3 separate regions of the Homo sapiens genome follow, and all the other regions are linked to region 1. Evidence: read pairs that join two places in POLR2A ChIA-PET (ENCODE). Cell type or tissue: MCF 10A. All regions are shown on one strand. Each heading gives the region's core, and the rest is flanking DNA. Links, peaks and the distances in the headings are about the cores only.

Evidence for each region. Peaks named below come from ENCODE experiments on the same cell type or tissue, not always from the same donor. Only the 100,000 strongest peaks of a DNase experiment are listed, where the experiment ranks them.
Region 2: POLR2A ChIA-PET joins it to region 1 with 7 read pairs; 1 of 35 experiments calls an interaction of 5 or more read pairs at or near these places.
Region 3: POLR2A ChIA-PET joins it to region 1 with 8 read pairs; 1 of 35 experiments calls an interaction of 5 or more read pairs at or near these places.

Annotation. Positions count from the first base shown.
Region 1 is chr14:98,953,204-98,961,053 of GRCh38, forward strand. No RefSeq gene overlaps it. Among named protein-coding and RNA genes, the nearest start is that of LINC02914, 250 kb to the left of the region's middle. In MCF 10A, for the core only: no CTCF peak of the experiment used is centred there; a DNase peak (open chromatin) is centred at 4,198.
Region 2 is chr14:98,493,918-98,501,767 of GRCh38, forward strand. No RefSeq gene overlaps it. Among named protein-coding and RNA genes, the nearest start is that of LINC02914, 210 kb to the right of the region's middle. RefSeq lists enhancers at 570-1,769, 7,047-7,850. In MCF 10A, for the core only: no CTCF peak of the experiment used is centred there; a DNase peak (open chromatin) is centred at 4,594.
Region 3 is chr14:99,094,564-99,102,413 of GRCh38, forward strand. No RefSeq gene overlaps it. Among named protein-coding and RNA genes, the nearest start is that of BCL11B, 170 kb to the right of the region's middle. In MCF 10A, for the core only: no CTCF peak of the experiment used is centred there; a DNase peak (open chromatin) is centred at 4,898.

The DNA of each region.
Region 1 (7,850 bases), core at 2,506-6,505:
AGCTAAGCATTCCGTAGGCTGGAAAGAAGTGGAGAGGTTCCTGTTTTGATCTATCATTTGTTCATTCATTTCTTCACATCACAGCTACTGGGAACCCACCATGTACCCTAGATGAGGAGCAGAGAACTCAACTTGGAGAAATTTAAAATTGAAATGGGTGGCAGAGACCAAGTCTGATCACTTCCTTTTACAGATTGGAGCCCTGAGGTCCAGCCTTGCCTAAGTTCACCCAGCAAGTTGATGGAGGAGCTAGGAGTAGAAGCTGGATCCATGCCTCCTGGCCTGCTGAGGAGGCCACAGAAATCCTAGCTATGACCTCCCCTGCTTATGGGGGGCAGGAGCAGCCCCCCACTTTCTCTTGGGCACACCAAGACCTCTGAGTTTGTGCAGAGGCCGGGGATGCTCCTGCCAAGTGGCTAACTGCACAACAAGGTCTTCCCCGGCCAGGCCCCTGACTAACCGCCGATCCCGCAGTCCAAGCCCTGCCCCAACTGCAGGACACTCCTGGGAGAGGTTCCCCAGGTTCCCATGACTAAGGCGGCTCTCCCAGGACAGCTCTATTTTTCACATTGTGCCGATGTCGCAATGCCCAGCCAGATGAAGCAAGAGGGACATTCGGTGTCTACCCAACATTTCCAGAGAAGCTCAGGGAAAACTGCCAAAAGCCAGAATTCCTCGGGGCTAACTCCCAGCTCCCCTAATTCCCCAGCTCTTTCTTCAGCATCAAAACCCCTTCCTTTCCTTTTAACTCTAACAATCTCGGTGGAGAAGTGGAAACAGAAAGAGCCGCCTGTGCTGGCTGAGCAGCTCCCGGAGCAGGGCAGGAGGCCAGGCTCGTGGCACCAGGATCTCGGGGTATGGCTGGGGGTTACTGTCTGCCTCATCTTACACATAAGGAAACCGAGGCGCGGAAACTTTAACGGATTTGCCCAAGGTCACCTGGGGAGTGATTGGCAGACCTGGGTCTGGAACCAAAGGTTTCTCTGATGATAACATTAAAAATACGAGCCAACCATGAGCATTCACTTGTGTGGCACAGGTTTGAGTCCTGGCTGGGTTATTACTCATTGGATCCTCACAACAAGTGTATGAGGTAAGAAGCTTCAGTTCCCCATTTTATACCCTAGCAAACTGAGATGCACACAGGTGAAATACCCTGCCCCGGCCACACAGAAGTGCGGGGCAGAGCTCAAACCCAGGTTCCCCATCACTACAGCAAAAGCGCCTAACTTCTCTCCGGGTGGCTCCGCCATACCCTCTCCACTCATGGGAGCTTTGGTGCTACTCAGCCCTGCATGCTCCTGGGGGGCTCCCTTCTCCTAAGGTCCAGGTTTCCATCGGTGAAATGGAACCCTGATGGCTCCCTCACAGCACACAAGATGACAAGGACCTGATAAGAAATTGTGAAATCTCTCCTCTCCTCTGTTTTCTTGTCCACCCCCAAATCCACATCTCACTCAAGTCATACATGTCCTGGAAGCCCGGGTTACTCATACCCATCCCCTAGACACAGTGAAGAGCAGTTAGTCGGTGAAAGGAAAACAACAAATGGTAAGTCTAAAGCCAGAGGGGCCAAGTCCAGGCTTGATCATGGAGCTATTGGGTGGCCCCAAGCAAGCCCTTCCCTGAGCGGGCCCACTGTTCTCATCTGTAACATAAGCCCATGGATAAGAACAATCACATGTGTCCCTTTCAGTGTTACCAGCTTAGGGCTCTGAAATTCAAAAGATGATTTTAAGCCACTGGCTTCCTAATTCAATAGACCAGAGGTATCGATGTGTTCATTCCCTCCTCCTCAAGAAAAGACAGCAGAAAACCTCTCATTGAGCAGCTAGGATGTGCCTGACACATGAAAAATACTCAATTAATATTAGTTTAGTGAACAAAGGAATTCTTTTGTTTCACTGATTTGTGCATTCCCTCATGAATGAGTGAATGAATGAATTAGTGAATGAATGAATGAATAAGCGAGTGAATGAATGAATGAGGGAATGAATGCAAGTCCTAGGCCCAGAGTTTGGTGCTCTCAGATCCAAGCATTGAGCTCTCATAATTAAGGTGCACTGCCTCTGGCTCGGAAATAAACTAGCCTCGCACCCTGGAGGCATATCTATAAACATCTCCGCACCTCTGTTTTCCTCTTTGTAAAAAGGACCCATTGAAACCTACATGAACCAGGTCCTCGTGTGGCTTCAACAAGGTGCCTGGCCTGCAAATAAGAGAGCCTGGCTGCACTCAACAACCACCCTTATTATTTATTTTATCATAAATAGCTATAATTTAAGGCTGACAGTAGTGAGCACTGTTCGAGGGGGGTAGACAAAGTGTTGTGGAGGTTGATTGGAAACTGAAACCATCCCTTCTTCCAGTCGGGGGGCGGCATCTGAGCAGAGAGCTGACTTCAAATGGGACCCATAGTGAGGTGTGGATGTAGGAGAGGGAAGGTTCTAGGGTGGAGAACAGCAGGAAGGACAACAGAGGGAGGAATCATGGATCGCCTAGGAGAGGGGCTGGTTCATCTACCATTCAGTGGAGCATTTGGCAAAGGTGAGTTGAGAACCTACTAGCACAGCTTCCCCACACTGAACAGGTAAGATTTGCTCCTGGCCTCACAGATCTCACGGTCTACGGGGTGCCTAGACAGCTCTGGCCACCACAAGTGTGCCCCATATTGCAGCAGGGAGTGGCCTGGGAGAAGGAGAAGTTCGCACTGTCGTGGGAAGTTGACAGCCCAGTCGCAAGGAGCCATGACTCCCAAGTTAGGGAGGTAGAAAGACCTTCCCTTGTTAGCAAGGGGAGCCATGGAGGAGTTTTGACCAGAAAAGTAGTACAAGTGAAAAACAGCTTCAGAAAGATGAAGTTCACAGCGGTTCAGACAAAACATTTCACACAAGAGAATCCTGAGGAGACAAGGAAGAAGACAGCTCGAACGGGATTCCAGGTAGAAGGGAAAGGATGACAGAAGGCATGGGCAGGGAAGGGAAGGACAGAAAGATGGTGGTGGTGGAGTGGTGAGAAGGAGGCCAATGAGGTGAGAGAATGACAGGGGGCTCAGGCACACCAGACCCACAAGGAGCAGCAGGCTGGCAGGGCAGGTGCTGGCCTGAGGTCGGGACACATTGCATTTTGAGCTATGGTGGGAAACCCAGGTGTCACTTCCCACCAGCAGTGAAATGTGGGAGAATCGCCCCAGGTAGAGATCAGGGCTGCAGAAGCAGAGTGGGGTGCCACATGCACCCGGAGCAGGGAGTAGGTGTCATCACTGCCCCTGGGGCAGGAGTCGGGACAGCCCGGGGCTGGCAGCGATGGGGCCTCCCGGAGATGCCACCAGGCTGCACTCTGACTTGGGCACTCACCAGCCCTTCAACCTCAAAATTCAAATCTATCTTACAATTAAAATGGGGTTTTTGTTTTTATGTATATAAACACTATTTTTGAGACCCTCTGGAGGCCTTGTGGTCTAGTTCCAAGGCCTTCATGATACAGCTTCCCTGTATCATGAATTCTCAGCCTGGGCGATATTGATGATTTGAACTGGGTCACTCTTTGTGGAGGGCTGCCCTGTGCTTTGTGGCATGTATATAGCAGCATCCCCTGCCTCTCTTCACCTGATGCCAGTGACACCTCCTGCCCCTCAATTATGACAACCAGAAACGTCTCCAGACATTACCAAACATCTCCTGGAGGCAACACTTCCCCAGCTGAGAAGCACTGTGCTGTCATTAAGGACACTTTCACATCTTTCCCAACTTTCTCATCTGACACACTCATGAGATTTCTAAGACATCTTATTAAATAAGAAATAAATATTTCTAAGAAATATTAATAATAATAATGGCTAGGGCTTTGTGGTCAGACCCCAAGACAAAGCTGCTCTATTGCCCAGGTCCATAAAGCATCAGGCAAGTAGCTGAAATTCTCCTCCACCCCAAGGGTGTTCATCTGCAGATTGTGGGGGGAGAGAGAGCAAATGATCCCTTGGAATGAGGGGGATCCCACCCACACAGCTGGCCAAGAAGAGACAAGGCCCCTCCTCAGGCCAGGGTCTGGGCCATGAAGCCGCTACCATGTTCTGGCTGGAGTCCCCGGACTCAGTGACTCAGCTGGCAAGGATACTCTTGCTTACGAAAGAGGGTGGGTTCGGGTGAAGCAACAGTTGGAGCCTGCATAAAAGGCAGAGAGCTGATCTGAGCCTTTTGACTCACTAATGGAGAAGCCCTGACTTTCTAGAAATCTCCACATTCACCAGTGACAGTTACGTCATGCATGTGAAGGGGAGGCAAGGGCTTTGGTGCTTCCCTGTCCAGTTTGCCTAAAGACAGCCAGCAGGGACGGGACGGGAACTAGTGAGTGTTTATGCTATTCACAAGGCTCACCCTGAGAGCTCAGCCCTGGCCCCACGAGGTCTCAGGTGGGTGGCAACCCCAGGCCATGGCAGCCCTTCTTGGGAAATGGCTTGGTCAAGGCTATATCGTCCAAGGGCAGGTATTTTTCAGGTGGGTGGGAATGGGCGTGGACAGGAAGAAGCTGGCCGGCGAGAGAGTCATAGGGTTACAAAATTGGGAGGCGCCTGAGAAATCCTACATTTGCTACAGGCGAAGCTTAGGCCCACAGAGGGCGGAGGACCAGGGATCCTGGCGAGGCGAGGAAGATCTCATTACGGCACCCGTTTCTCAGATGAGGAAATAGAGACCAGAGAAGCCAAGTTCGTATCCTGAGAGCTCAGCTAGTCAGCAGCACAGCTGAGATTTGACTTTGAAGCTGATCCCATTTCCCTGAGCATGTTTCCACCTGGCTTGACCAAGGGGCTTGGTTGGAGCCATCTCCCCAAGCTCTGAGCTCTGGCAGAGCCTGGTGTCAAATCCTTTTGAACTAAGTCCCACCATGTGTGTGACCCAAGTAATCCCACCTGGCACCTGGACCCACTTCCACCGGGCAGTACGCATGGGAAAGAGGCCATTCGATAGCGCGACATGGCCAGTGGGTCCAGTCAAGACGTGAGGCACATTAGAGTCATTAAAAATCATTAGGATGGTTGAGTTCTGAGGTCAGATAAGCAGGATAAACACACTCCGGAGAAACTAGTTCTCCCTTTTCCTGCAGCTGCTCCCACTCATCCCAGCCAAGCACTCAGCCAGCCAGACTCCCAGGAACCTGCTGCTGAGCTCCAGGGGCTCATTTAAGATCCAGGGTCCACGGGCAGGTCCCCGCGCTGCCTTGACTCTTGAGTCACACCTTGCAAAGCCTGTGGGAGATTTGGTTCATTTGGAGTGGGCTTTTACACACGGACGGGATAAAAAGCCCACCCAAAGAAAGGTCCTTGGGTCATTTTGCCTGGAGACAAGGAAGGGACTGAGGTTCAGAGTGGCTGTGTGACTTACCTGAGTGAATACAGCTTGGTAAGTCAGAACGGTCAAAGGCCAGGACTGTGTGCGTCCACACTTGACCTGCCCACACTGCCCCTGAACACCCTTCAGCCCCGGAACAAGTTTCCTCTCTTGAATTTGGCAATCTGCAAACAGACCTTTGCCCAAGCCTGTATCTCAGGTCTGTTATATACAGATGTAGATGGAGAGATGTACTCTTAAATCACTCTCGGTGCCTCTGTCCATCGATCTGTCACCACCACAGGGGCCTCAGCCACAAGGGCAGGGACCTCGTCTTAGCAGGACCAGCTGCTCCCATGGCTCCATGCACCCCGTATTTTACACATATTATCTCTAATTCTCACAAACAATCCTGCAACGGAAATATTATTATCCTGATTATACAAATGAGAAAACCGAGGGCTCCAGAGCTGAAATGACTTGCCCCAGGTCACAGTTAGTAAATTGCAGGGACCTCTTGGACCCGAGTTTCCTCTTTCCCACAGCTCCAAGCCTCCTCTCCACTTTTTCTGTATAATTGGGAGCAGCCCCCGGACCTCACACATAGGAGGTGTTGACTACTTGTTTGCAGAATAAATGAATGAGTGGGTAAATGAGCAAAATGAATTTGAAAACTTAAATTGCTTTACTTGGGTTTTCAAAGATGAGTCCATCATGAGGCTATCGGGAAGAAAACAGACTGTTGACTAAATAGTCTCCTGGATTTCTGAACTCAGTGAAAACAATTTCTAAATAATTTTGTGACTTTTGAACCATTCTTAACAAACAACAAAAATATTTTAAAGTTGATTTCTAAGCCAAATTTTCTTTCTTAAGAGATGGGAAACTAATGTTCACTGAGCAGCTACTATAAGTACACACACCATCCTGGGCGTATCGACACACTTGATCTGGTTCACAGCAACACTGCAAATGGGCGTTAATGCCAGTTATTACCAGAGGAAAAGACCGAGGTTCAGAGTGGCTGTGCAACTTCCCTGAGTGCATACAGCTTGGTGAAGCCAGGAAGGTCAAAGGCCAGGACTGTGAGCATCCACACTTGACCTGCCCACACTGCCCGGGAACACCCCTCAGCCCCCAAACAAGCTTTATCTCTTGAATTTGGCAGTCTGCAAACAGACCTTTCTCCAGCGTCAGCACTTATCCAGTGGACCTTCCAAATGTGGGCTTGGGACACCAGAGAACACACCTATAGTAAAGTAATAAAGAGAAAGAGCCCAAAAGTCTACAAAGAAGCTGTTTTGTTTTCAGCATTCGTCATGTTTGGTGTCACTTCAATAAAATAAAAGAGTCTCTTGTAGTTTTAGTGTTGGCTTCATTTGGAATGGCAGGTGGAGGGTGGGAAGGAGAACCCAGCTTCTTCAGTATGCTGGATCACAATATCCAACCTTGCCTCTCTCCACAATTGGGCCTTCACCCACAGAAAAAAAGTTTCCAGCAGAAGAAGGAAGTTTGCGTCTGTCAGTTCTTCTGGGGGCTCAGTGGCAAGGCTGCCGGTTCACTCTGCCCTGCTGAAGGGTCTGTCTTTCTTGGATCTGTGCACAAATGAACAACTGCACTCAACGCCCCATCCTACACCCCACTCCTGCCCCAGGACCTGCAAAGGCAGGCAAAGGAGCCTGGGCATCCCAGCCCCCAGGGTCTGCCTGCAGCCCGTCAGGGGAGTCCTTGGCAAACAGCCATCCTGACGACTGCTAGAACCTGGCTACTCCCTGCATGTGCAGTGTTGCTGAGCAAATTCCCGGCTTTGGAACTGGGCAGACAATCCCCTTGTGTTTTCCCACCTTCCCAGCCTGGCTGCCAGGAGCTGGCCCAGTCTTGGAGATGCTGAATAGGCCATTTGTTGTGAGATCAAAGGGACACCTGCGGGAAGCGCCCCACCACCTGGAGCAGGCCCAGGCTGCGTCCTGCCCCATTGCCCGCCACCCCGCCTGCCAGGTCCCAGGCCTTTTCAAACACCCCACACCTTGGCCCAGGCATTGCTCCACCCCCACCACCTACTCGCATTTCTCTTTCTAACAGCACCTAACCACCTTCCTCAGATAGCACGCTCTCCAAAGTCTCCCCCTTTTCAAGTTTGCTGTTTCCTCTATTTGGCGCACCCTTCCTTGCCTTCTGCACCCAGATAACGCCCAAGCATCAGCCCAGGCAGAAATCCTTCCCTAGCCCCCGTGATTGGTTTAGGGCTCCCGGGGTGTGGAGGCAGCACCACTGTCACTGCTATGTGGGCCTCCAGGTCATGCTGGCTGGGCTGTGAGCTTCCTGAGGACCCAGGGCTGGCCCCAGAGCACCAGGCACAGTCCTTTCGTGGTTGGCATCAAATGCTGATGGACTGAGCGGGAGGCAGAGAACACTTCCATTGCTTCTCCTCCAGGACAGAGCAGGTAATAATAGATGAATGGGCATTGTCTCAAAACTCATCTGGAAACAGCTTTGGATAGAAAATACCATGACTCAGGCCTC
Region 2 (7,850 bases), core at 2,635-6,634, 460 kb before region 1:
GCAAGTTGCATTCTGAGATAGATGTTAAAATAAGAACTAAGAAAGTTTTAGAGATCTACTGAAAGAGATTTTGATTGGTGGCCAGTCTATTACTAATAAGATAAAAGGAAAAAAAAGATAGATTTCTTTATAAGTGGCTTATTTTAAAGACAAAACAAAATAGTTTGGGGGCTTGGACTCCATTAACCTACATTCAAACAGCATCGCATTCATACCTTTTAATACAAATAATTATTACTTTCTCTCTTCTTCAGGATACCTTGCACATAGCTTCATTTTAGCCATGACCTTATATCATTTTTGTTTGGTTTGGTTTGTTGTTCTTGGAGTTTTTTGGGGTGCATTTTCTAATCAGTGGATCTCCCCACCAGACTATGAACACTTTCAAGAAGACACGGAATTAAATTATTTCTGCTTCTCCAGTAACTATCTTAGGACCTGACACATTCTATTTCTGTACAGCATTCATTAAATTTCCCAAGTTCAAAAGATGGCCTGTTAAGTCACAAGTAGGCTTTCTGGACTGTGTCTTCTCTGAGCTCTACTCAAACAAATAAAAAGACAGAGGAAATTTTTTAGGATTTCACACATTCAAGCTTCTCAGCAGAGTTTCAGGTCCCATTATTTCTCACTGACCTGCTCTAGGTCACACTTTTTGCCTATTCAGTGGCACAGAAACAAGCAGCCATGACCAGTATTGGTCAGAAGCTCCTGTGTCCTTCTAGAACCAATTCAGCCCTTTGTGAGCTGCAAGGCCCTGAGAACTGCATGTCACTTCCTTGAAGCCTTGATTTCTTCACTCTTAAAATGGGAATCCCAGTCATGACCATGCCTGCCTCATGAGGGTAGCACAATCATCTGATGAGTCACCGTTGAAGAAAGTGCATAATGACGATGCAGCAGAGGGCCAGAAAATGACACACATCCGCACGACTGACTCTCTTTTCCACATAGAGGTAAGGGACGGAAAACCACAAATAATTATAAAATGTGGCCCACACTGCTGAAACAACTCTGCTTTTCAGGTAAGGATACTGTAGCTCTATAATTATATATAATTAAAATGCCTTGGCTAAGGTTTAAGCCATAGTTTCTGACAGCTCCTAGATTAATCCTTTCAATAACAACAATAATAGTTATTCAAAATGCTTATAGAGTCATACACTCTTGCTCCCAGATATACTATCAACATTGATGCTTTCCAAAGGTGGGCATGGGCAACACTGATGCTGAGTGAGATAATTTTAGGTGGTACACAGACTAATATTTAGAACAAAGATTAATAAATATCTCTTTTTTTCCACAGTAAGAAATTTCTTTACAGTATGGAATATGAGTTCTTCACAGATAACAGTGACAGAATGTCTTCTTTGTAAATATATTTGTTTAAGTACTTTATCAAATGAAGAAAAGTTCATTTAGAAAAAAAATGTTAAGTGATAAGATTGCAAAGGCATTGGATGAATGACTAAAGTTTGGCAAATGTTGCTCAAATAGATCTTCACGAAGTTGTCATGAAAACTTCAAGACATGGTGCAGTGGCTCAGGCCTATAATCCTAGCATTTTGGGAGACCAAGGCAGAGGATGGCTAGAGGCCAAGAGTTCAAGACCAGCTTGGGAAACACAGCAAGACCCCTGTATCTACAAGGAAAAAAAAATTTTTAATTAGCCAGATATACTAGTGTGTACCTGTAGTTCCAGCTACTCGGGAGGTGGAAGTGGGAGGTCACATGAGCCCAAGAGTTGGAGGCTGCAGTGAGCTATGATTGTGCCACTGCATTCCAGCCTGGGTGACAGAGCAAGACCCTGTCTTAGAAGAAAAAAGAATAAGAATAAGAAGAAGAAGAAGGAAGAAGAGGAAGAGGAAGAGGAAGGAGGAGGAGGAGAAGAAGGAGAAGAGGGAGAAGAGGGAGAAGCAGCAGCAGCAGCAGCAGCAAGAAGAAAATAAACTTGAAGGCATTCAAGACATTACTAACATCATCTTTTAATTAGAAGACCACATTCAGAGAAGCCGGAGATGGCAAAAGGCTCTCAGTTATTAAGGCCCAAAGTCAAGAGCAACAGTAATTAAATCCAGGGTTTCTAACTTTAAAATTTTGTTTATGATATCACCCTTCTCTAGACTGCTTTCATTCATTTATTCATCTATTAATTCATTAATCCAATTGGTTAATCCTTACTGCACATGGATCGCCTTCAGCAACATAAAAAATAAACCCAAATGACCCAACATGAACTGTACCTTAATTCAGCTCATCTTGACCAAAAGATCCTGTTTAAGGGCCATCACCTTTTTCTTTGCAAGAAAAGACACAAAGTGGTTTCATTTGAGAGCCCATCTCCCAAGCCTCACAAGTTCAGGACTGAAAATATCCTCTATACTGTTGAGAGTTAAGTTTCTATTTTTGGGAAAGTCAATCTCCTCGGTTCAAAGAAAAACATTCAAAAAGAGGGACCAATACACACAGTACAGGCGGCATCTTGAACATCAGATACCCTACAAAATGAAATGCTGATCTATGAGTAAAGAAATCAGAACCATATGGCTTTTCCTCCCTTAATAGACATATGGGCTTTACAAAATAAGGAGAAACATACTTGGCAAGATGCATCTCAAATTTTACTCAAACCACAAAACTTTAAAAATATCGTAACATGTCTAATGAACCCAAAATGTGTCCTTGTTCACCCAAATTAATCTAACACCATTCTAGTAAACATTTATACCTACTATGTGCCAGGCACATAAACACACACACACACACACGTTGAGAGCAGGAGATGTGAATGGATGCAAGCGTGTAGTGCAAAATAATGTATTGATACACGTTTGTGGGATATACCATGAGAACTCAGAGGAGAAAGAAATAAATTGTGTCCCAGAGTAGAGCATTGGTCTAAGAAGGCTGCTAAGAAGAGGTGACGGCTGAGCGCAGTGGCTCACGCCTCTAATCCCAGCACTTTGGGAGGCCAAGGTGGGTGGATCTGCTCAGGTCAGGAGTTTGAGACCAGCCTGGCCAACATGGTTAATACCTTCCCTTCCTTCCTTCCCTGTTAATACAAAAATTAGCCGGGCATGGTGGCATGTGCCTATAATCCCAGCTACTCAGGAGGCTGAGGTAGGAGAATCACTTGGACCCATGAGGTGGAGGTTGCAGTGAGCAGAGATTGTGACATCGAACTCCAGCCTGGGTGACAGAGCGAAGAGGTAACATTTGCATCAGGCCTCTTTGGAAAAGTCAGAGCCTTCTAGGCAAGAAAGGAGAGGGAGAAAGTTGCCGGCCAAGTGATGAATAGGAATAAAAGTCCTAAAAATACAGGTAAGTGATGAATCCAAGGAGTTTTCCAGGAAGCTGCAGCCTAGCGAGCTGGAGCAGATACAGGAGAACATCGGCAGGAGAGGAGACTGACGTGGTTGGCTATCTGTGGGAAATAACAACTTCTTTATTAATCATGAAATAATATATACTGATGGATTTTTTTAAGATAGAAGAGTGAAAAATGATGTGTTAAGTTGAAAGTACCTCCTCAATCCTCCCTTCCCAGCCAAAATTTTGTTGAGGAGGAAACAACAGTTCCCTGGGTAAAAAGTTCTACACAGGTGTCATAGAAGATGTGTGTGTGTGTGTGTGTGTGTGTGTGTGTGTGTGTGCATGCACGCTTACAGATATAAACCTTATTATATTTAATGTTGTGAGGGGATGTTTAAGCACAGGTGTGACATAATCAGAGATGTACTGTAGAAAATTCTCAAGGGTCTCAAAAGCCACTGAACAAACAACACACAGGAGCTTGGGTGGAGACTCGCGGGGCACTGCAGGAATGTCTGGTTCTGTTAAGCCCTGTCCTTGGTGCTTGTAATAGCTTTCTCAGACCCAGAGTTTTATGAAATGTCTCTTACTCGTCTTTTTTTTCCTGCTGTGCTATTTACTTTCATTCATAGAGTAGCTTCAGTTCAATAAATGATGTGTTTGCCATCAGAACAATTTGATTCTCGTTCTAATTATAGCAACAAGCTGCTTCCCCTAAGCATATTATGGGTGTTTCATTATTTTAAATTGTTATCTTCCATATTAATTACAGAAACAGTTGATCTTTTCTGATAAGCAGGCAGCTGCAAATTCCCTTTTTATGTCTCATTGTAATAGGTGAAGCATCAGGTAAAAATTAAATCAAATCCTAATGCAAGACATGCTGAAAGCACATTTGGGTTGCAATCCATTGCCTCCATTTGGCTGGGACTTGCTGTTTTCCAGAGGCACAGAGCTGCCTGGCTCAGCCCTCAGGCAGGACACACCCTCCAGCTAGCTTGGTGCTGCTGACCAAGATCTCATAAAAGCCTCCTCCCCAAGGAAAATGAATAATTGATACAAGGAGTAAATCACCTCCTGAAATGGGGAAGGCCAGAGAGACAAATGACTCCCTGTTTTGACCCATAATTGGGGCTGTCACTCACTGGAAGGAGAGGGCAGGGTGGTGGGACATCGGTGTTCTGGGAAAGCCACTCCCTGCAAGGAGAGAGGCCAAAGGCTCAAGTGACTCAGCTTAGATGTTCCTGATTATGATCAGAAGTGGGGACAGGTGGGGCCATCCCAATTCAGATCCCAGAAGCTTGAATTGCCCAGACACGTCTCCAGCCTTCCCCTTCCTGGTGAGGACTGGTCACGTGTCAAGGCCAGCCTCAGGGGCAAACGCAACATGCTTCTGAAGTAGTGGCCTTTATTTGATGTGGAGTGAGCCGGGCCATTGTTCGCCCTGCACTTCCACCTCTGACTTATTTATGTGTACTCCATCTCAAGGTGTTGAAACCAGATACCAGAAAGGTAGGAGAGAGGAAGAAAAGAAAAAGGACAGACACAGAAAGATGTAGAAAAAATAGAAAGATGAAAGGAGGAAGGAAGGAAGGAAGGAAGGAAGGAAGGAAGGAAGGAAGGAAGGAAGGAAAGAAGGGAGGGAGGGCGGGCAGGCGAAGGGAGGGGAGAGAAGAAGAAATCCTATAATACAATGGGATGAAGAATAGATAAAGAAGGCAAAGTGAAGGAAGACAGACAGGAGATTAGTGAAATAAACAGAGAGAAAAATTAGTTCACAGAAACATATGATAGTACTTCATAATTGTTAAAGTTGAGTTAAAAAATTAACTCTGAGCTCTCTAGTAGCTAAAGTAAAGAAGAAAACAATCAGTTGTGAGAACCAGATAGGAAATATATAACAGAAGTCACCCAGAAGAATTCAAGTCTAAAATAAATTTATTAAAGATGTCCTCATAAAAAGGTGTGAGTTGTGAGTAGAATCAATGATATCCCCAACTGTCAATTCTACAAGATAAGCCTATTTCTTAACACACCTATGTCAAGCAGAGGTTGTAATGCAACGTTCAGCTACATTAAAGGGCTTCCATGAGGAAAATGCTGCAGAACCCTTAGTGGTCTGAATTAATTTGACTTTGAATAAAGATGAAGTCCAGGAGGCGTTTGTGGACCATTTGAGATACTTCTGCTGCGTAGAATCACCAGAACATGCAAAAGAGATTCATGGAAAAGCCTGCACTTCAGCGTCTTTGGAGAGCAATGGGAGAATACCTTAGTTCAATGTCAGTGTGTATGACATGGTGTATGTATTAGTTCAGTGTGTATGTATTAGTCAGTGTGTATGTATTAGTTCAATGTCAGGAAAGCAATGAAAAATATTCTTCCTGCATAATGTGAATAAGCCCTCACTCTGCTGCAACGCTTTACAGTCTAGCTGCAGTGCTGTTCAAATGAACTTTCAGTGATGATGGAAATGTTCTATATCTGTATTGTCCAATCTGGCAGCCACATGTGACAACTGAGCACTTGAAATGTGGCCAGTGCAATGGAGAAACTGAGTTTCTAATTTCATTTAATTTTGACTTAAAAGTGTTTAAAAAGCCATGCGTGACTAGTGACTACCATATTGAATAGCACAGGAATTCACTTTCTCCACTGCACTGTGGTTTTTCCTACTGTCTGCTTCCCCTTCCTGTGTGGACAGGGTTTACTCTACTCATAATTCAAAGACAAACACACAGTGGGAACCAGGGGAGAACTCATTCTGAGGGAAGCCTGGTGAAAGAACAGGAGTCGGGGTCACCAGAGCCAGGTTCAAATCTTGACTCTTAAAGACCTTCAACTTAGAAGATCACTTCCCTGAGCCTCAGTTTCCCTATCTTTTAAATAAGGAAAGTAATCCCTAATTTCCTAAAAGCAGGTGGAGATACAGTTGTAAATACAGACAGCCACATAAAAGTCCTAGCTATGTATATGTAAATGTGGAGAAACAGGCTTAAACGGTGGATGCCAGAGTGAGAAGAGAGGACCCTCAGAAAACAGCGCCATGAAGAAAGACTGTCTTGGTCTTGACTTTCATAATGTCAAGAAAGGACTAACATTGTACTTGTGAAATTTTTTAAAAGCTAATTTAAGAAAAAACAAAAAAAAAAACCTGGAATACATTTGTTTTAATTTTCTTCTCCCCCAATATACTATGTATCAATGAGGTGAGAGAGATCATTAATTCATTTGTTTATTCATTCATCCATTCATTCATTCAATGAATATTTTCCAAGTGCTCACCATATATCTGGCCTTTGAGATCCTTCATTCTGGAGGACACCCCATGGGGCATGCCTTTCTCTTCTCTGGCAGAAATGAGTCCCTTTCCACCCAGCTCTCCCTTCTGGGAAACATCCAATCCAAACCAGAGACTCCACACCGCTGGATGTTACTGAAGTGATGCTTTCCACAAGCATGGTATATGGCTGGCAGCAACGCCTGGATCAGTCTTACTTGAAACAACAGCTGTTATCTCTTTATAAAAATTCAAGCAACCCTGAAAAGCAATGTTTTGCAATGTGTGATGTGTTGAATGCATAAAAGATACTAAATAGAGCTAAACAACTAGCAGGGGCAAAGGCCAGATGCTGTTCCAGAGAAATCCCGGACTTCATGACACCTGCTTCGCCTTGTCTCGCAGAGAGGTTTGTCCAGTCTTCCTGTTTGCAAGCACCTGAGTGTGGATGCTTAAAAAACACTTCCTCTAGCCGAATGGTATGGTGTCGTTCCTGTATTCTTTTTTTTTTTTTTTCCTGAGATGGAGTCTTGCTCTGTCGCCCAGGCTGGAGTGCAGTGGCGCAATCTCGGCTCACTGCAAGCTCCGCCTCCTGGGTTCACGCCATTCTCCTGCCTCAGCCTCTCAAGTAGCTGGGACTATAGGTGCTGGCCACCATGCCCATGTAATTTTTTTTTTTTCGGTAGAGATGAGGTTTCACCGTGTTAGCCAGGATGGTCTCAACCTGTACTCTTAAGTCACACAGAGGCCCCTGACCACCTATAGAGGAAAATAAAATCTCTTCAATGCAACACTTAAGGCTCTTCTTATTCTAGGCTCAGCTGGACAACTCCAGATCCATCCTCCCGGCTCCTTGTAGCCCTCCCTGGCTCCAAGCTACCTGTCTGTCTGTGGTTCCCAAGCATCCCTGACTACCTTCTTGCTCCTGTAATCTCTACTCTCGCTAAGGCCTTCGCTACTGCCTGCTCTTCTTCCCACAGAGCTTCCTCAACCTGCAGGCCCTGACCAAGCCTCACGTCACCTTCTCTGTTAAGTCCTGAGTCACCTGGGTGGGGCCAGTCATACTACAAGCTGTTCCAGCAGCCCTGGATTAACCTCTGTCTCTGCACGTGTTTTACTCCATTGCAGTGGTCCATTTCCTGAGCACTGGATAATGAACAGTTTGGGATTGAGGTCCAGGCCTTATAAAAAACCTTCACGCACATGTATGAAGTCTACGTTTTGTTCACAACCCCCCACTCACAAAATGCAATGGGGC
Region 3 (7,850 bases), core at 2,635-6,634, 140 kb after region 1:
TTTTGTGTCAATATGAAAAATAAATTTTGGATTTGAATTATATGGGACTGTAGGCATCATCATCTCTTCTCAGCTAAGATCTTCCAAAGGGCTGAATGTTGCCCTGAACAGTGGGTCAGCCCAACAGAACGTTTTTCCAGCTTAATTCTGAGTTGCACTCTTGCTCTTCTTCTCTCTGGCCCTTCCTTTCCGTATCTTCTTCCTCTCTCTCCTCTCTCTGTCTCCCCTCTCTCTCTCCTCCCTTTCACTGTCCTACACATAATCATTTCCAACCCTAAAGCACTTCACATTTGGTGAAAAGCACTTCAGTTTCAAAGTGATTAGAAGCTGAAGATCCGTCGTTTAAAATTTAAATTAAACCGATTAAAATCGCAGGAGCACTTTACATGTTTTAAGCAAATAATTATTTTTTTCCAATACATCCGGGAGGCTGGGGCGAGCCAGGTCTCAACAGGCCTCAGAAAGCACCAGGAACTGACCTCGGGTGCAGCTGGCCTCCCAGGCCAAGCGCCCGGCCCTGCCCAGGCGGCCCAGGGCAGCTTCTCCAAATCCTGGGAGAGGACGGGTCCCGGAAATTAGTCATGACCCTGGGCCTTCCTTCCAAGATCACTCAAAGATAAGACTCTGAGTGTCTATTTGGGGCTTCCTGTGCAAATGGAGGTGGACCTCACTCACAGGAGAGAGGAGAGATTCTCTCAGCACCAGTGGTCCCTGCCTAGTAACCCACACGCTACATTCCGTGGGCCCCAGCATCGACGACATAGACCTCAGGTCACCAGAATGCAAAGAGCATCTCACATTTTCCAAGCACTTTTTGTGTCCTGGCCAGAGTAACAAATAGGCAAAGTCTCTGCCCTTGAGATCAGCCCAGCAGAAGAGTAAAAATATAAATACCAGAACAGAGCTGTAAATATGACAACAGAAAACTGTATTAGCTACTGAAATAGAACAGAGATGGAAACGATTCGCTTCTGAGGTTCTCTGGATTGAAGAGGGGCTATGTGAGCTGGGATTTGCAGGATGAATAGGAGTTTTCAGGTGGACAAAGAATGCACATTTTCAAAAGACCACCAAGGGCCCATGACACTGTGTTCCTATTGCAGAATAAATAAATTTGCAACAAGGTACTCAAGTTATCTTCTCTCACCAAGTTGGAAACTGAGTCTCAAAGGTTTGAAGCTCCTATCAGAAGTGACAGCTAGAAAGTTGTAGACTCAAATCCCAGTGTGACACCAACATTTCAAGTGCTTTTGATTCCCCCCTTATTGATATCTGGAACCAGAGATGGATGTTTTGAGTCGTTTCTTCTTCTTTTCAGCTAAACAGTAGCCTAGGATGAAACCCAACAAACCAACCAGCCAGCCTTCCCCTGCCCTCTGCTGCTGACTCTCACCAGCATATGTCCATGCCCAGCTGCCTTCAGGACCCCAGTGGGAGAGGGAGCTGATGGTTGGGCCTCAGAGGCAGTTGGAACAGAGAGGAAAATAAATAGTTCATGGTCTGCATGGCGAAGGGAGACAGGCAGCTCCAGCCGCGTCCAGGAGAGCCAGCAGGCCAAGCCCAGCCCAGACATTTCAAAAACAAACCTCCGTCCAGGTTTCCATCTCCTGGGGCAGGCCCCACCCTCCAGGAAGAAGGTAACTTCAAGCAGCCCAGGTTTCTTTCTTTTGGAATCTTTGTTTTTAGTTTCCCCTTTCCCCTAATTAGGTTTCAGAGCCCAGAATCATCCAGGCAGCTTCCTCGTGTTCAGCAGGGTTGGATGTGCACTCTGGTGTTTATTTAAAAAATGTTCCCAAAGAGGGATAGTGGTTCAGGGGCAAGGAGAGGGGCCTTTCTGTAATAAGAATTCGCCTTTGGGGCACGGCGGGGGGGCAGGAAGGGGGAGTTGTTTTTAATAGACACAGAGCTTCTGGTGGGGATGACGAAAAAATTTTGGGTATAGATAGTGGTGATGATTACACAATGTTGTGAATGTATTTAATGCAACTGAATTGTATCCTTAAGAATGGTCCAAACGGCCGGGCGCGGTGGCTCATGCCTGTAATCCCAGCACTTTGGGAGGCCAAGGTGGGCGGATCACGAGGTCAAGAGATCGAGACCATCCTGGCCAACATGGTGAAACCCCCATCTCTACTAAAAACACAAACATTAGCCCAGCATGGTGGCGCGCACCTGTAGTCCCAGCTACTCGAGAGGCTGAAGCAGGAGAATTGCTTGAATCCAGGAGGCGGAAGTTGCAGTGAGCCGAGATCACGCCACTGCACTCCAGCCTGGGCCACAGAGCAAGACTCCGTCTCAAAAAAAAAAAAAAAAAAAAAGAAAAGAACGGTTCAAATGACAAATAATAGGTTATGGATATTTTATGATAATATAAAACTCATTATTAGCTCCTGTGGTGTCTTGCAAGTGGATGAAAGATAAGTCTTCAGTAACAATGATTTCACCAGTGATGGCAGACAGGGAAACACTTCTTCACTTTTGGAAGGTTATTGATTGATCGGCCCAGCAGGGCATGGAAAAGACCAGCTCTTCACACATCCTGGGCTTGGCTGGGAAGCAGAGCAGACCCCAGACACCTCCGCGCTCTGGGGATGTATGTTTAACTTGGAGGTCAGTGGAGCTGTGTCTTTTCTCTCAAGGAACAAACTGATAGTTGTGTCCACTGTGACGGGCGTCAGCTCCTGGGCCCTTTCTGAGAGCTATGCCCCTGTCTAGAAGGTTGAGGGAGGGTGGTGGGAAGGTCAACTTTGGTAGATAGAAAAGCCTCGCTTCCAATCCCACCACCGTCACAGTATGACCTTGCAGAGGCTACTCTGTCTCCCTAGGGCACAGCGTCCTCATCTCTCCCATGACTAAAATCTTTCCATCAGGTTGCCTGTAGCTCCCTGGGGAGTAACTAAGCTCCACCTCTTTTTACCCTTTGAGTGTTGCTCTTACCTATTTATTCACACATTTGACAAACATTTACTGCTGGACAGACTATCAAGCAATTCTCCTGCCTCGGCCTCCTGAGTAGCTGGGATTACAGGAGCGTGCCCCCAAGCCTGGCTAATTTTGGTATTTTTTAGTAGAGATGGGGTTTCACCATGTTGACCAGGCTGGTCTCAAATTCCTGACTTCGTGATCCACCAGCCTCCGCCTCCCAAAGTGCTGGGATTACAGGTGTGAGCCACCGTGCCCAGCCAAAAATGTACTTTTTTAGGCATCCATTACTTAATATCTTAGCCCGGACATCTATATGGGGAGGCTTATTATGTTTCCGATTCTGCAAATGAAAAGAAGAAGGTTCTGAGAGGGTAAGTGACTTGTCCAAGATCAGAGCTAGTGGACGGTCACTGCAGGAGTCCAGCCCATCCTCCTCCAAAGTGCAAACTTTTCCCAGGACAGTCATTAAAATCACATGGGGCTATTAGATCCAGCCTTCTTCCCCATTCACTGAAGGCCAAGGTTGGTCGGGTTTCACCACATGCCCCCAAATCCATTTAGTCCATTGATCCCACTGTAGGCCCCCATCTCTCACTCCTCACCCCTTCCCACCAGCACTCTTCACCACAGGCAACACAGCCAGGGCAGGCTTTGCTTCCAACCCCAGCCCTTTATCTTCAACGATAATTTCCACTCCAAATATGTGTGGCAAAATACAGGAAGCCTCTTTTCACTGGGGCCGGTGTTTGGGGCAGCTTTCCCAGCATGCGTATATTTGCTAGTTCAATCCCTCCTTGAATACACTGGGCCCCTCAGCTGTGGGCACTCTGCACTGACTCCCACCGACACAAGTTGTTAAATCCTTTGTGTCAGACAAGTGGTTGGCACTTCATGAGCACCTAAGATGCATACCACGTGTGTTTCAGCTCTGACCCTATTCCCTGGGCCCAACGGCACTAAGATAGGGTCCTAGGCAAGATGTCCTCTCCCATGGTGGGCACCAGCCACCCAGACTTGGCCACTGCACAGTGGGTGAGAACACAGACCCTGGGCGGAGTGGGGCTTGAAATTCAGCACTGCCAGTTAGTAGCTGTGTGACCTCAAGCAAATCACCTCACCTCACTAAGCCCATTCCTCTAACTGGCAAGTGGGGACCCTAATAGTAACTTTAGGGTAATGCACTACAGTGTTGCAATGGGCTTAGTGCTTAAACTAGTGCATAGTAAGAACTCAAGAAATAGTATTATTTTCTCCTCTTCCTCCTCCTCCTCTTTCTTCTCCTTCTTTCTTTTTCATTATTAAACACAGAATTCTACAAACAAAAATCACCACCATTTGCCCATCACATTTTTACTCTATGCCCAGCCATTCACACGAGTATCTCCATTCCTCAGAGCACGCCCGCACTCCCCCCGACTCCCCCACGGCACAGGCCTTCTCATTAGAAAGGGGAAACCAATGCTCAGAAGGGACAGTCTATGGCCCAAAGTCTCACACCTCAAGATGAATTGTGGGTCCAGAAACCCAACCGTGTTCACTAATGCCCCTGCCAGCCCTCTTCTTCCACAAACACAATCCTAATAAGTCCAGCTTGTAAGTAGCCATGTGCACAGATGATCTGTCATTCTTGTAGGAGTTTTGTAACATTTTTAGATTGCGATTTGCTGACAAAGGTTGGGGATTCTATACTCAGAACTGTCAGCACATTCCTGGGGTGGGAGAAGTCAGCCCCCGCTAGTGCCACAGCTAACCACGGCCCCACCCTGCACCCCACCCCATCCTCGCCCCACCAAGGTGGCCTGGCTGGGTCAGGTGGACCCAGGCCAGTGTCTCAGAACCCCTGGCAGGAGCATCCAAACTGAAGGATTCTTCAGGCGAGGTGGCCCCGGTCCAAGGGATTGACCAAGTGCCCCTCCCTAGCCTCCACGCCTCCAAGACTGCATTTTTGAGGACTGGTCAGGACAAGGTGAGGAGGAGCACTGCTGGCTCTCCCTTGGGCTCTAGGCACGCAACGGAAAGAAAGCTTTCAGGCCCTGGAGGGCAGGGGTGGGAACTCTCATTTTTTCTAGGAGATTCCCAGCACCAAGCCGGGCGGCGTGCTCTACAGGTGTGCTGTTTAGGAAGCAAGCCAACCCATCCCGCCACCAGGGCCAAGCCCCGAGGACGAGGACTCCAAGGAGGAACAGCAGAACATCCCAGAACAGAGGGGCAGTCTTGCAACTGGGACCCAGACACAGCTTGCTTTGAACTTGACTTCAGGAGATCTGGAGCAACCCGAGCTATTCCTCTAGCAGTGGGAAGGGGTAACCCACCCGCCCACGAGCTCCTTATGGGGAAAGTAAAACCATCCATTCATTCACCATCCTGTCCTGGAGACTTTACCACATGCCCGTGGAGCTTGTCCCGCACCCCCTCAATCACTCGAAATGTATTTTAAGAAGCACCTACTGTGTCCTGCTCACTTTCCCCTCAGTCTGAAATCTACTCCCTCACTCATTCACTCATCTCTCGCTTTCAGCACTCACTGAAATGCCTGTGCTTAGTGTGACTTTCACTGTCACTGGGCGTAGACTCCACTCGGTTATTCACTCAGGCATTTATTCACCTTTCCATTCATTCCACACACATATTAAATACCCAGACGTTCTAGGCAAACTCATCTTTTAGTCTGGAATTTCCTTATGAATGAATGAATTCTAAGCTAAGGGAAAATTAGAACTATAGTGTTTTCTCTGTAGGGTGGGTGAATTTTGAACTCTCATAAATGCAGGTTTTAAGTGGGCTTGCCATAGCCAACCTTCTGCTACAATTATACCATGGGACACAGTGACCCTGGATTGCCACTTTCTCTTCCCAAACAAGGACCCACAAAGGAAATTCTATGGGAACTAGAAATGTGCTTCAGAATTTCCCTTTTACAGGGACATCCTTCACGAAGACATACGGAGGCCCCTCACTCTCAGAAAGATGGAGAAATGTCCCCACAGCAGCTTCATGGTTGTGATAAATGGGAGCAAACAAGATCTCCATGTCTTAAAAAATTAAAAAAACAGAAAACAAAAACAATTCCATGCACCACCTGTACCTGAGTCAGCATGCCCAATTTTAAAGTCAGAGTGCAATGGCCTGCAGGCCCAAGCATCCAATTCTATAAATACAGACAAGCTGAAAGCCAAAGGCCAGACCATCCCAATCTGTCACCCTTTCTACATGGATAAATTATGTACAACCCTCTGGATGGATACGCCCAGAGGCCTGAGGTCCTGTCTGAGCAATTTGGATCCATTCTCTGGAGTTAACCTGGGGTCCCACTCTCCCTGCCAACCGCTCCCCAGCCCGCCCTCCCCACCCACCCCTCCCTACCTGCTGTGTCCTTTGGGCAGACCAGGTGTGCTCCGTGATAGATTGCCCAATGGGCCCCTTGGTCCTGGAGGCGGCTGAGCCCTAGGGGTGGGAAGCATTCACTGGGCCCTTGACAGACAGCGGGCACGTCAAAGCTGGAAATGAGCCTGTCTCTAGGGGTTGCGCATTTCATGTGAGTTGCTGGGGCTCCCTCCCAGCTTCTTTCGTGGGAAGCTGATCAGACCACACCCTGTGCCCCCACCCTCCCATTTCCCCTCACCCCCTTCTGGGCCTCACCATGGGCCCCTGAATGCATTTGGCTCAATGTATGAAAACCAAGTTTTAGCCAAAGAGCAACAGAGAGGAACCAAGTTTTCTCCCATTTTAGACTTTTCTCTGTCATCTTAAGATGAAATCAGAAGGGTGCCGTGTCTCCAGCCAGCTCCTGATAATTCAGAAAGAGGGTTGCCAGTCATTTAAAAGGAGACACAGCATCTTTAATAAATTTAATCCACATCTGATTACAGAGGAAGAAAGTGCTCTCTCTCTCTCCTCTCCTCTCTCTCTCTTTTCATCTTACAGGGCTGGAATATTGCAATAAGTGTTCAATCTGGGTTTTTTTTTAAATAAGATTTGCTAAAGGTCAATGTATCTCCTGGCCACATATGCAGCAACATTCAAATTTCCCCAGCTCAGGAATAAAAAGATTCTATCGTTAAAAATAAAAGAATAAGGACATCTCTCGAGCCCATGGGGGATTTTGGAAAGAGGAGACATTTCGTTATCAACGCGCAATCACGTGATTTTTAAGCAGTATCTCTAATCTGCTTCCCCCCTCCTGCCCCCCGCAACCCGTCCACCCCCCACCTCCCTCATATCCCCCCCTTCTTTTCACATCAAGGTCTTTTTATCTTCCAATTTTGCATCTAAAGATGAGGTGAATACCATTAGCTCAATTCAACCTCAAGTGTAGTCAGATGGGCCTGTGATTTCTGAACAGCGCTGTCTAAGGTCACATTAAAATGTATAAGTGCATTTCGATTCCTGAGAAGGGGGCTTATTATCCACCCGTGGTGGAAAAGAGGAATGTCAGTGGCCACAGACTTGGGTGAAAACAAAAGAGATACCAGAATTCCAGTCTTTTGTCAGCAAGCTTCTCTGGTTTCTTTTCAGGAGTCTCCTGCCAGCCCTGTAGATAGCTCTGCAGACTGCAAACCTAGGCCTCTCGCAAAAAAAAAAAGAGAGAGAGGAAAAAAAAAATCACTTAAAAAAAAAAAACAAGTTTAACTGGCTTCCCCTGCACCTCCTAATCCTCCTTATTTTTTCATTTAACTCTTTCAGTTAGTCGGCTTTGCCGCTTACTTTACATTATAAATGGTTATTTCCTTGAGAGAGAAAATGGGGTTTGCTGTGTTCTTATTGCTTGTTTGTTTGTGATAGGATTTGGATGTGTGTCCCCAACCAAATTTCATGCTGAATTATAATTCCCAGTGCTGGAGGTGAGGCCTGGTGAGAGGTGATTGGATCATGAGGGTGGATTTCTCAGGAATGGTTTGATGCCATCTCCTTGGTGCTGTTCTCAT